Regions from separate parts of the Homo sapiens genome. Here region 1 is linked to region 2. The links are chromatin contacts, found by Hi-C or POLR2A ChIA-PET in ENCODE. All regions are on one chromosome and are shown on one strand. The core of a region is the stretch at or near the end of the contact, and the rest is flanking DNA. Distances in the headings are between cores, read along the strand shown.

Region 1 (4,471 bases), core at 1,727-4,226, 1.6 Mb before region 2:
ACGCCTGGGTTATGCAACGTGCGTCTCTGCTGGCAGAGGCCACCTACTGGAGAAAGGCCCAACTGTCCCAGGCCTGAGGCCCTGGCCCCAGGCTCTTGATGCTTTTGTGAGGTTTTTGTCTCTTTCTGTTTTGATAAACTGGTCTCTGGCATGAGAATCGGTCAATGTCCTCTCTCACCCCTGGCTTTCTAGAAACTGCATCTATATTTAGCTTGGTTGCCCCACCCCTACCCCCCCTTCCTGAGCTGGGGTATAAATGCCAACCAACCAGAGGATGACAGGGTCCAGGCTCAGAGAGCAGCTGAGGCAATGGGCTCTCATGGAAACCTGAAGCTCTTGTTTCTCAAATCCAAACCAGCTCACAGGCAATTAGTATTGGGAGGAAGGCAGGGTAGGGTGTAGACCTTCAGGACAAAGCACAGAGCCAGGGTTGGGCAGTCTGGCTGCCCTGACTCCTCGTGGGCAGAGAGTAAATGACAGCCACACATGTGGAAGTGCCCTTGGAAGGCAGGAGAACAGGGAAGAACAGGACCTCTGAGCCAAGAGGATCTGTGGCCCAGCAAACAGACATGTTGGGCCAGACACACCTGAAAGGCCAGCTCTGGGATCTGAGTTCCAGAGAGCCTCTGGGTCTGGCAGTTGGAGCTGGGGAGCAAACTTTCTATACCCTGAACACTGACCCCACGCTCCAGAGCGTAATGGTGTCCTCTTCCTTTTCAGTGTTCTCGGGCTTCATATGACAACTCTTAAGCAGAAGCAAGGGCGCCAAACTTTTTTTTTACCCCCAGTACTTTCTCTTTTATTTTTTATTTCTAGAGACAGGATCTCACTTTGTCACCCACACTGAAGTGCAGTGGCACAATCTTGGTTCACTGCAGCCTTGACCTCACCAGCTCAAGCGATCCTTCCACCTTAGCCTCCCAAGTAGCTGAGACCACAGGCGCATGCCACCATGCCTGGCTAATTTTTTTTAATCTTTTGTAGATACAGGGTTTCACCATGTTGGCCAGGTTGGTCTCAAACTCCTGAGCCTAAGCTATCTGCCCACCTCAGCCTCCCAAAGTGCTGGGCTTACAGGCGTGCTCACGCCACTGCACCCAGTCCCAGTACTTTCTCTTAATTCAGCTCTGCACTATTTTCTCTTCCTATTCCTTTTTTTTTTTTTTTTTTTTTTTTGAGATGGAGTCTCGCTCTGTCCCCCAGGCTGAAGTGTAGTGGCACGATCTCAGCTCACTGCAAGCTCCACCTCCCGGGTTCACGCCATTCTCCTGCCTCAGCCTCCCGAGTAGCTGGGACTACAGGCGCCCGCCAACACGCCCGGCTAATGTTTTGCATTTTTAGTAGAGATGGGGTTTCACCGTGTTAGCCACAATGGTCTCGATCTCCTGACCTCGCGATCCGCCTGTCTCGGCCTCCCAAAGTGCTGGGATTACAGGTGTGAGCCACCGCGCCCGGCCTTCTCTTCCTATTCCTAGCCTCATTCCTGTTGTCAGGCAAAGTGGGGCTGAGTGGCAATCTCCAACCCTCCTGCGTATAGACATCTGAGATGGAGCTTCATATTTAAAGTGACATGAGAAAAATGAGAGAAAGATGGCGAAGCAGTGGAATCTCTTTTCAGGCAACCCTGCAGCTGGGGGGGCTGCCCCCAAGTGAGGGTCAAAGGCAGGCTCCCTGGAGCCTGGGGAAGGACAGACGGGGCCTCTGATAGGCCCTGGGGCCTCAAGAAGCTCTCAGTCCCGGGCCCAGTCTGGTGAGAGGCTTTGGCTCACATCACTGTAGGTGGTGGCTGGGCTAGGCTGACGATGTGCTGTCTTCTTGGTGCCCATGGCCTTGCAGGCTTAACAGGAAGAGCTCTGAGCCAGACAAGACAGCCAGTGGGAGGACAGAGCAGCCCCTCAGTGACCAGAGCGAAATGCCCGGTTGTTGAAAAACAAAAAAAAAAAAAAGGAAATGAGAGTTTCTTCTGAAATAGAAACTTCTGGTCCTTGAGTAAGTTTAGAGAATTACGGGCATTCTGAGGCCTGAGCATTTGTGGTGACGGATGAAGCCTCAAGAACCACAAGGTTGGTGGGAGGGACACCAATCTCATGTCCTGGAACATACAGATGTCCCTGTGGGGATAATTGTATCTCGTTTCTGGGGAACCCTAACAGTTCCCAAGATGCTTCCATATTCTCTTGTCCCTCCAGAAAAGCAGCAGTAAACAAATAGAGGTGAACGGCAAAAGGCTTTTTGTTTCTACGAAGATGGAAAAAAGCCTGGCGTATAACTTCTTTCTTGTTAGCTACTGCAGGGTTAGGACTGGGCCTGAGGCGGGCTAGACTTGGAGCTAAGGAGCCCCTGATAGCCTGGTGCTGCTCCACCTCCTGACAACCCTGGCTCTGCAGTAGGCCCCTTGGGTGATGAGGGTTGTCACAGCAGGGTACCAGAGCCAAGGTCCAAAACCAACAGCAGCTGCTTCCTTGACTGTTGGGTCATTCTTGGCATTGAGCCACCTGGGGCTGTTTGGGGCATCAACTTCACTGAGCACTTTAAGTTTCTGGGGTTGAAAACAATCCAGGAAGCTAAAGGCTAAGCCTTAGATCCCTAAGACTTCCAGACCTAGGAGCCTGCACTTCTTGCTGAATATCCTCACCTGTAAGTTTCTTAACCTCAGTGGTCCCACGTATAAAGGGAGGGAGTTACACTGACGGTCTCTTGGGCCCTCTGTGGATCTAAGAGTCTGGGCCTGCCTGGGACTGCCAGTAGAGCCCTACTCTGGTCTCTTCTCTATCCCAGGGGCTGAGTCGGTGTGGTCCCCAGCTGTCCATTTGCTAGAGCAAGCTTGACAATTGATGAGTGCGATTCCCCTCAACCCCATGTATGTTCTAGTGAATGTGAACAGTGAGTCATGTTTTACCAAGAATCCTAACTAATGCCTGGCCCCTGAGCAGATGACGTCAGTAGCTCATCTCCAGGAAGGAAATGGTTGGGCCTGGGCTTTGGCTTGGAAGGCTTGGGCATCTTCACACTCAGCAGTTCCTTGGAAGATGCTGCTGCTCATGCAGACAGTGATTCTGCCACCATCTTTCCCCATCTAACTATGTCAGAAAAGTGGGGCCTACTCCTGCTGGGGCTGGGAGGAGGACAGGACTCTCAGGACATGGATGATGAAAAGCCTCTAGGGAGGTGCCTCAGGGAGGTGTCCTTTATGCAGCCTCCCAAAGTCCACGTGGTGTGGCTGGCAGTGGGAGAGAATGTTCGAATTAGGAAAATGAGCCCTTAAATGTGCACACTTGTGCACACACACACACACACACACAACTTACATAGGCTACAAGGGTGCCACTTTTCTTTTTCTTTTCTTTCTTTTTTTTTTGAGACAGAGTCTCATTCTGTTGCCTAGGCTAGAATGCAGTGGCACAATCTCGGCTCAGTGAAACGGCCGTCTCCCAAGTTCAAGTGATTCTCCTGCCTCAGCCTCCCGAGTAGCGGGGACTATAGGCATGTGCCACCGTGCCCGGCTAATTTTTGTATTTTTAGTAGAGATGGGGTTTCACTATGTTGGTCAGGCTGGTCTCAAACTCCTGACCTCATGATCCACCCACCTCGGCCTCTCAAAGTGCTGGGATTACAGGCCTGAGCCACCACACCCAGCCTCAAGGGTGCCACCTTTCTAGCTAAGAACACTTCAGTAGTTTTCTGGGTTTTTTTTGTTTTGTTTTGTTTTGTTTTTTGAGACAGGGTCTTGCTCTGTTGCCCAGGCTGGAGTGCAGTGGCATGATCTTGGCCTACTGCAACCTCTACCTCCTGGGTTCAAACGACTCTCCTGCCTCAGCTCCCAGCCCCCAAGTAGCTGGGACTACAGGCATGCACCATCATGGCCAACTAATTTTTGTATTTTTAGTAGAGACGGAGTTTTGGCATGTTGGCCAGGCTGGTCTCAAACTCCTTACCTCAGATGATCCGCCCACCTCAGCCTCTCAAAGTGCTAGGATTACAGGCCTGAGCCACTGTGCCCAGCTCTAGTTTTCTGTTCCTACAGAGCTCCTGCTTCCTCTTCCTTTCAAAAAACCCAAGGCCAGGCCTCAGGATTTCCACCTGCTTGTCTGGCCCCTTCTTTTTCTGGGCAGGTTCTGGGATGTCTAGAGCTATGGTTTGGGCCTTTTCTTCCTTCCATGTACACATCTATCCCTGGAACAGGAGCTATTCCAGTCACAGGTCTCTAGAATCTAGAAGACTTCATGCTGAGACTAGCATCCTTACTTCTCATAGCGGCTCATTAAATGTTATTATGCTGGCTACTCTGGAGATTTCAATATTTAAAAAGGTTTCTTCGGCCAGGCACAGTGGCTTACGCCTGTAATCCCAGCACTTTGGGAGGCCGAGGCAGGCGGATCATGAGGTCAGGAGATCGAGACCACAGTGAAACCCCGTCTCTACTGAAAATACAAAGAATTAGCCGGGTGCGGTGGTGGGCGCCTGTAGTCCC
Region 2 (4,636 bases), core at 640-3,139:
CACATTCATCTTTCCTCTTGCCAATCAGTTTCTTGTTTTTAGAATTCTTTGAGTTATAGTCACAGTTCCTTAGAAATGATTTGAAGAGAAAATTGTCCTTTGGCTGGCAGCAAAAATCATTGACATCAGAGTCTGTTGTTTGGGAGTAATAACCCGGGAGAGGGAGAAATGGCACATTCAGGCTTGCCAACATTTGAAATACATGGAAAAGGGACAGTGGCAGTGCCATTGAACTCTATTGAAATCCACTGGATTAAGAAGCTTTTCAGAAATAGGGAAATGGGAAAGTGGTTAGCATTGCGTTAACAATGAGTGCCTATTTTGTAAACAGAAATAGTTGGCATGTGTAGGAGATGAGTCCCACTCATTGTTTTTAGAAGTTGAGCAGCTATTGCTAGTTTATGAGTCGTCTGTGATGCATCTGATAAGGGGGTTCTAAGAATTCAATTCTCTTAGCCCCAGAAAGGTAGGGGTGTGTGTGCGTGTGTGTGTGCGCGCACATGCGCTAGAGTGTATACCCTGAGTTCACTCAGTCCTATTTATGCTGAGTTGCCTCAGGTGCCTTGGTCCTATCCAAGGACAGCAGTGTGATCTCTGTTTTGGTACAGTGTATTTTTCTTAGCCTGCAACAGACAACTTAACTATACTGGCTATGGTTTTACAGCATTATTTACCTCCATGATTGGTAGAATGCCTTCTCTGCTCACTCATCTGGTTTACAGTAGGCCAGGTTGGAGTTATCACAGTAGAGCAGGTTAAGTGTGGTGCAGAGAGTTGGATTTTCAAGGTTAGCTTGAACTTTTATTACTCACAGAGTGGTAGTTGGTTTAATTAGAAAACTACTCCTTTGTGGGCCAGTTAGTTTTGCTTTGTTCTCTGGCCACAGACTTTACCTTATGTCAGGCACATGATTTCAAAGATCTGCATCTATATCAGGGGTCAGCAAGGGACAGCCTGCAGACCAAAGCCACCCGCAGCCTCCTTTTGTGTGGCTGGCTAGGTAAGATTGACTTTTAATTTTATAAAGGACTTTAAAAAAGAAAAGATAGTTGTAAAGTGTACATTGTTCCATGAGATCTTTATAACAACCCTGTTAATTACCCCCATTTTATAGATAAAGAAACTGAAACTGCCTTTGCAAAATTATAACCAAGGAAATTATGACAGTGAAAGAAATCAGACCTAACCAACTCTATCTTGCTTCTAACCCTTAAGCTGTCCTTGTTCATTCCTGGGCATAGGCCGAACTAACTTTGGGAAGGAATTCAGTTCATGGTTTGACTGAAACAAAATTGGTAACAGCCCTTTTCCAAAAAGACCCCCTTCTTGCCTGGGGTCCAGTCTGCCTTTGCAGGACTAACAAATTAACTACACGATTAGAAATTACAGTTTAGGGGTCATGCAGCCTCTGGCTCCAAGAGTCTGAACCTCCCCAAATTGCTCCTCGGGGTAACATCATTATTGTAAAACCTAAGATCAGTGCTTGAGATATTTTGCAGAGCTGTACTCCATGTATCAGCTGACACCACCCAGACTGGTAATCTCGCCCAACCAGTTCTGCCATTGCACCCAGGAACAGAAGACAGCAAGAAAATCTTACTTCACCCCCCTATGATTTCATATCCAACTTAACCAATCATCACTCCCCACTTCCCAAGCCCCTAGCTGCCAAATTATCTTTAAGAACTCTGATCCCCGAATGCTCTGGGAGACTGATTTGAGTAATAATAAAACTCCGGTCTCCCACACAGCTGACTCTGCATGACTTACTCTTTCTCCATTGCAATTCCCCTGTCTCAATAAAGTGGTTCTGTCTAGGCAGCAGGCAAGGTGAACCCATTGGGCGACTACAAAACTAAAATTAACGGAGGCTAAGCAACTTGCCCAAGATGACTGACATCTGTGGGGAGGAGAGCAACAAGTCCATTGGGTGCTCCTCTTAAACCGCCTATTTCTCCTTAAATGTGTCTTGTTACCACAAAAACAGAATGGGAAAATATGAATGAAGCCCCCAATCCACCTTTCTACCGGAACAAAAGTCCCAAATACCCACCGAGAACAGCATATTCCTTTACTTCAACAGTCACATGGGATTTTTCTGTCACTCAAGAGTTAACATCTTTAGAATATGATAAAGAGTAGGGATCTAGGTTTGAGGAGAAGGGAAACGACTTGTCCTTGTGGAGTGGGAAAAGAGGAACGAGGACACATCAAGAGTGTCAAGAGTTATAAATGGAGTGCCCACAAAACCCACAGCCCTCTACCCACTATAGGTTAAAAACAGGAAGTGGTAGTGGTACATGGCGCTCTTTCTCACTGGTACAACATCCTCATTTAAGCTCAGACCTCCCTTTAACTTTTTTACAAAGAACCAACTAAACTAAAATTCTATTTTTACTGGGATACTTCTTTTAGATTCCTCTTTCTTTTGAGGATTATATTAGATACTATTTGAATTGGCCATCAGCAATGCATATTTATTTTTCTAGACAAAACAAAATACCTAACTGACAGTGAGGCTAGTTTAAGAAAAGCTTTGCACCACAGAGCTTAGATTTACCTACAAGGAAAGAAATGGAAAGAACGGTACAAATAATTGCTCTCCACCTGTTTCCTGCCTGGCCTTTTAAAACCACCCGTTTAATTCCCTAATCTAATTTGTAAGCATTATACATGATCACATGCTACAAGGTCACCGTGTGCTGGTCTTCTGACCCTCAGAATTTTGAAATTTGATCAGAATTTAGTGACTAAGAAGTCCACTTTAGGACTGAATAATTATGTTTCTACTCCTTTCTGTAAGTATTTTGTGAGCTCCTTAATCAAACAGGGATTCTATTAATGAGCTTAAGACTTAAACAAATGCAACTCTCCCCTAAAAAGGGGTTAAAATAATAATACTGTCACTTGAAAAGTTCTTTATATTTTTATTGTAAAACTAAGATAACCATTAAACCATTTTGAAAATGCATAAAATAAATGAAATAAAGTATAAAGAAAACACGCAAAGTCTCTCTGTTCGGAGTGTTCAGGCTCACCTTAGACAAGCTCCATTAACATTTCAATGTATTTCATTCTAAGATTTTTGTTTGGTCTTATTTTTTACAGTGTTATTCCACTCTGGATGTTTGACTTTGATAGACAATGCAACGTGATGGGTAGGGACTTTGGAGTCATACTACCAGGGTTTGAGTGCTCTGACACTAGCTGTGTGACCTTAGACAAAATACTTAACCTCCTTGTTACCTTATTTACCTTATCTGTAAAATAAGGATAGTAATAGTACTACTCATAAGTGAAGTATTTTAAAAAGTGCTTAGAAAGGGCCTGATATATAATGAATACCCCAACATTTGGTACTATTAATGATCAGTAAAGTGTTTTATTAATTATATTGAATCCCTTAAGGTAAATTAAAGAGCTTGACAAAACCCATTTTCATATAAAAGATCATTTTGAATTTTTCAAAATATTTAACATTTTCATATGAATTTAGGGACTCAGAACACCTTGTCCCTGTCTCTTTGCTTTTGGGCCTGCCTCTTTCCATCTGAGCTCTCATTAAACAAAGGATTTTTTTTTTTTGAAACGGCATCTCACTCTGTCACCCAGGCTGCAGTGCAGTGACATGATCTCAGCTCACTGCAACCTCCGCCTCCCGGGTTCAAGCAATTCTCCTGCCTCAGCCTCCCGAGTAGCTGGGACCACAGGCATACGCCGCTATGCCCAGGTCATTTTTTGTATTTTAGTAGATAACGTAGATACGGGGTTTCACCATGTTATCCAGGCTGGTCGCGAACTCCTGAGCTCAGGCAATCTGCCCACCTCTGCCTCCCAAAGTGCTGGGATTACAGGTGTGAGCCACCGCGCCTGGCCAGGATTCTTCTTCTGTGTCTCTTTCCTCACCACTTAAGTCTTCCATTGGCATTGCTTCCCTAGGCCAGAAACCACTATTCCTGTCCTCGAGCCTCACTGAGAGCCTCTGGTCCCTCACTTAAACCTTCTACTCATGCCCTACTTCCTGTTTCCACTGGCTGGCTGTCACACTTGCCTGGAAAACCCCTGAAGCTGTGCTTTCCAACCACACAGACACGGCGACACTAAGTTCTTGGTCTGCATTCTCAGTTGGGTCCTCCCCACAGTCCAGCCCCTCCATCATTTTCAGCTAGTGTTCTAGTCTCTTCAACAATGTTTTCAAATCTTTATACAGGTATTTCCCCTAGAATAATTGGGGGTGGGGATGGAGAAGCAGGGAGAGTTGGTGGAGATGAAAGATGAATGGGAAAGTGCAAGGTGAAGATGCAGGAGGGTTGAGACCCTTGAGAAAGGTAGACTAGAAGTAAGAGGTAGAAGAGGGTGAGGGAGAGGCCAGCAATAGCAGAAAGGAGTGGAGAAAGATAGGCTAGCCCAGAACCGATGCATTTCCTATGGTTTGTCTAAGTTCCTTGTCCTGGATTTTAAATTTTTCTTGTAAATACTCTGCCTCAACAAGCAGTATGTCTGTAAGTTTTGGAGTGAGGGCTGTGGGTTATTAGGAGACAGTGATAGATCAAAGGAGGACTAGTAATAAAGACCACTTTTACCCCAGCTCAAGGAGTTTTTATATGTACTAGCCTGCTTGTTTAATTGAGGATAG

Evidence for each region. Hi-C counts contacts between places; a loop is a spot of excess contacts on that map. ChIA-PET counts read pairs that join two places held with the same protein, here RNA polymerase II (POLR2A). Pooled maps may share reads with other maps.
Region 1: a map with no recorded cell type shows a loop between it and region 2 (6-fold over the local background). The contact joins two enhancer-like sites. A Hi-C loop is called at or near these places in 2 of 37 single-sample maps with no recorded cell type and 1 of 50 pooled maps. POLR2A ChIA-PET finds 5 or more read pairs at or near these places in 1 of 52 experiments (activated T-cell).

The regions. Positions count from the first base shown.
Region 1 is chr12:47,866,241-47,870,711 of GRCh38, reverse strand. The region is part of intron 3 of VDR (vitamin D receptor); the gene reads left to right. Among named protein-coding and RNA genes, the nearest start is that of VDR, 37 kb to the left of the region's middle. RefSeq lists enhancers at 848-897, 1,664-1,733, 1,834-2,013, 1,719-2,219. Within about 2 kb of position 2,976, at least 2 of the 41 ENCODE cell types and tissues checked have a DNase peak (open chromatin) inside an H3K27ac peak, as active enhancers do.
Region 2 is chr12:46,215,809-46,220,444 of GRCh38, reverse strand. All of the region lies in intron 5 of SLC38A1 (solute carrier family 38 member 1), which reads left to right. Among named protein-coding and RNA genes, the nearest start is that of SLC38A1, 51 kb to the left of the region's middle. RefSeq lists a silencer at 461-520 and enhancers at 3,875-3,934, 4,105-4,434. Within about 2 kb of position 1,889, at least 15 of the 41 ENCODE cell types and tissues checked have a DNase peak (open chromatin) inside an H3K27ac peak, as active enhancers do.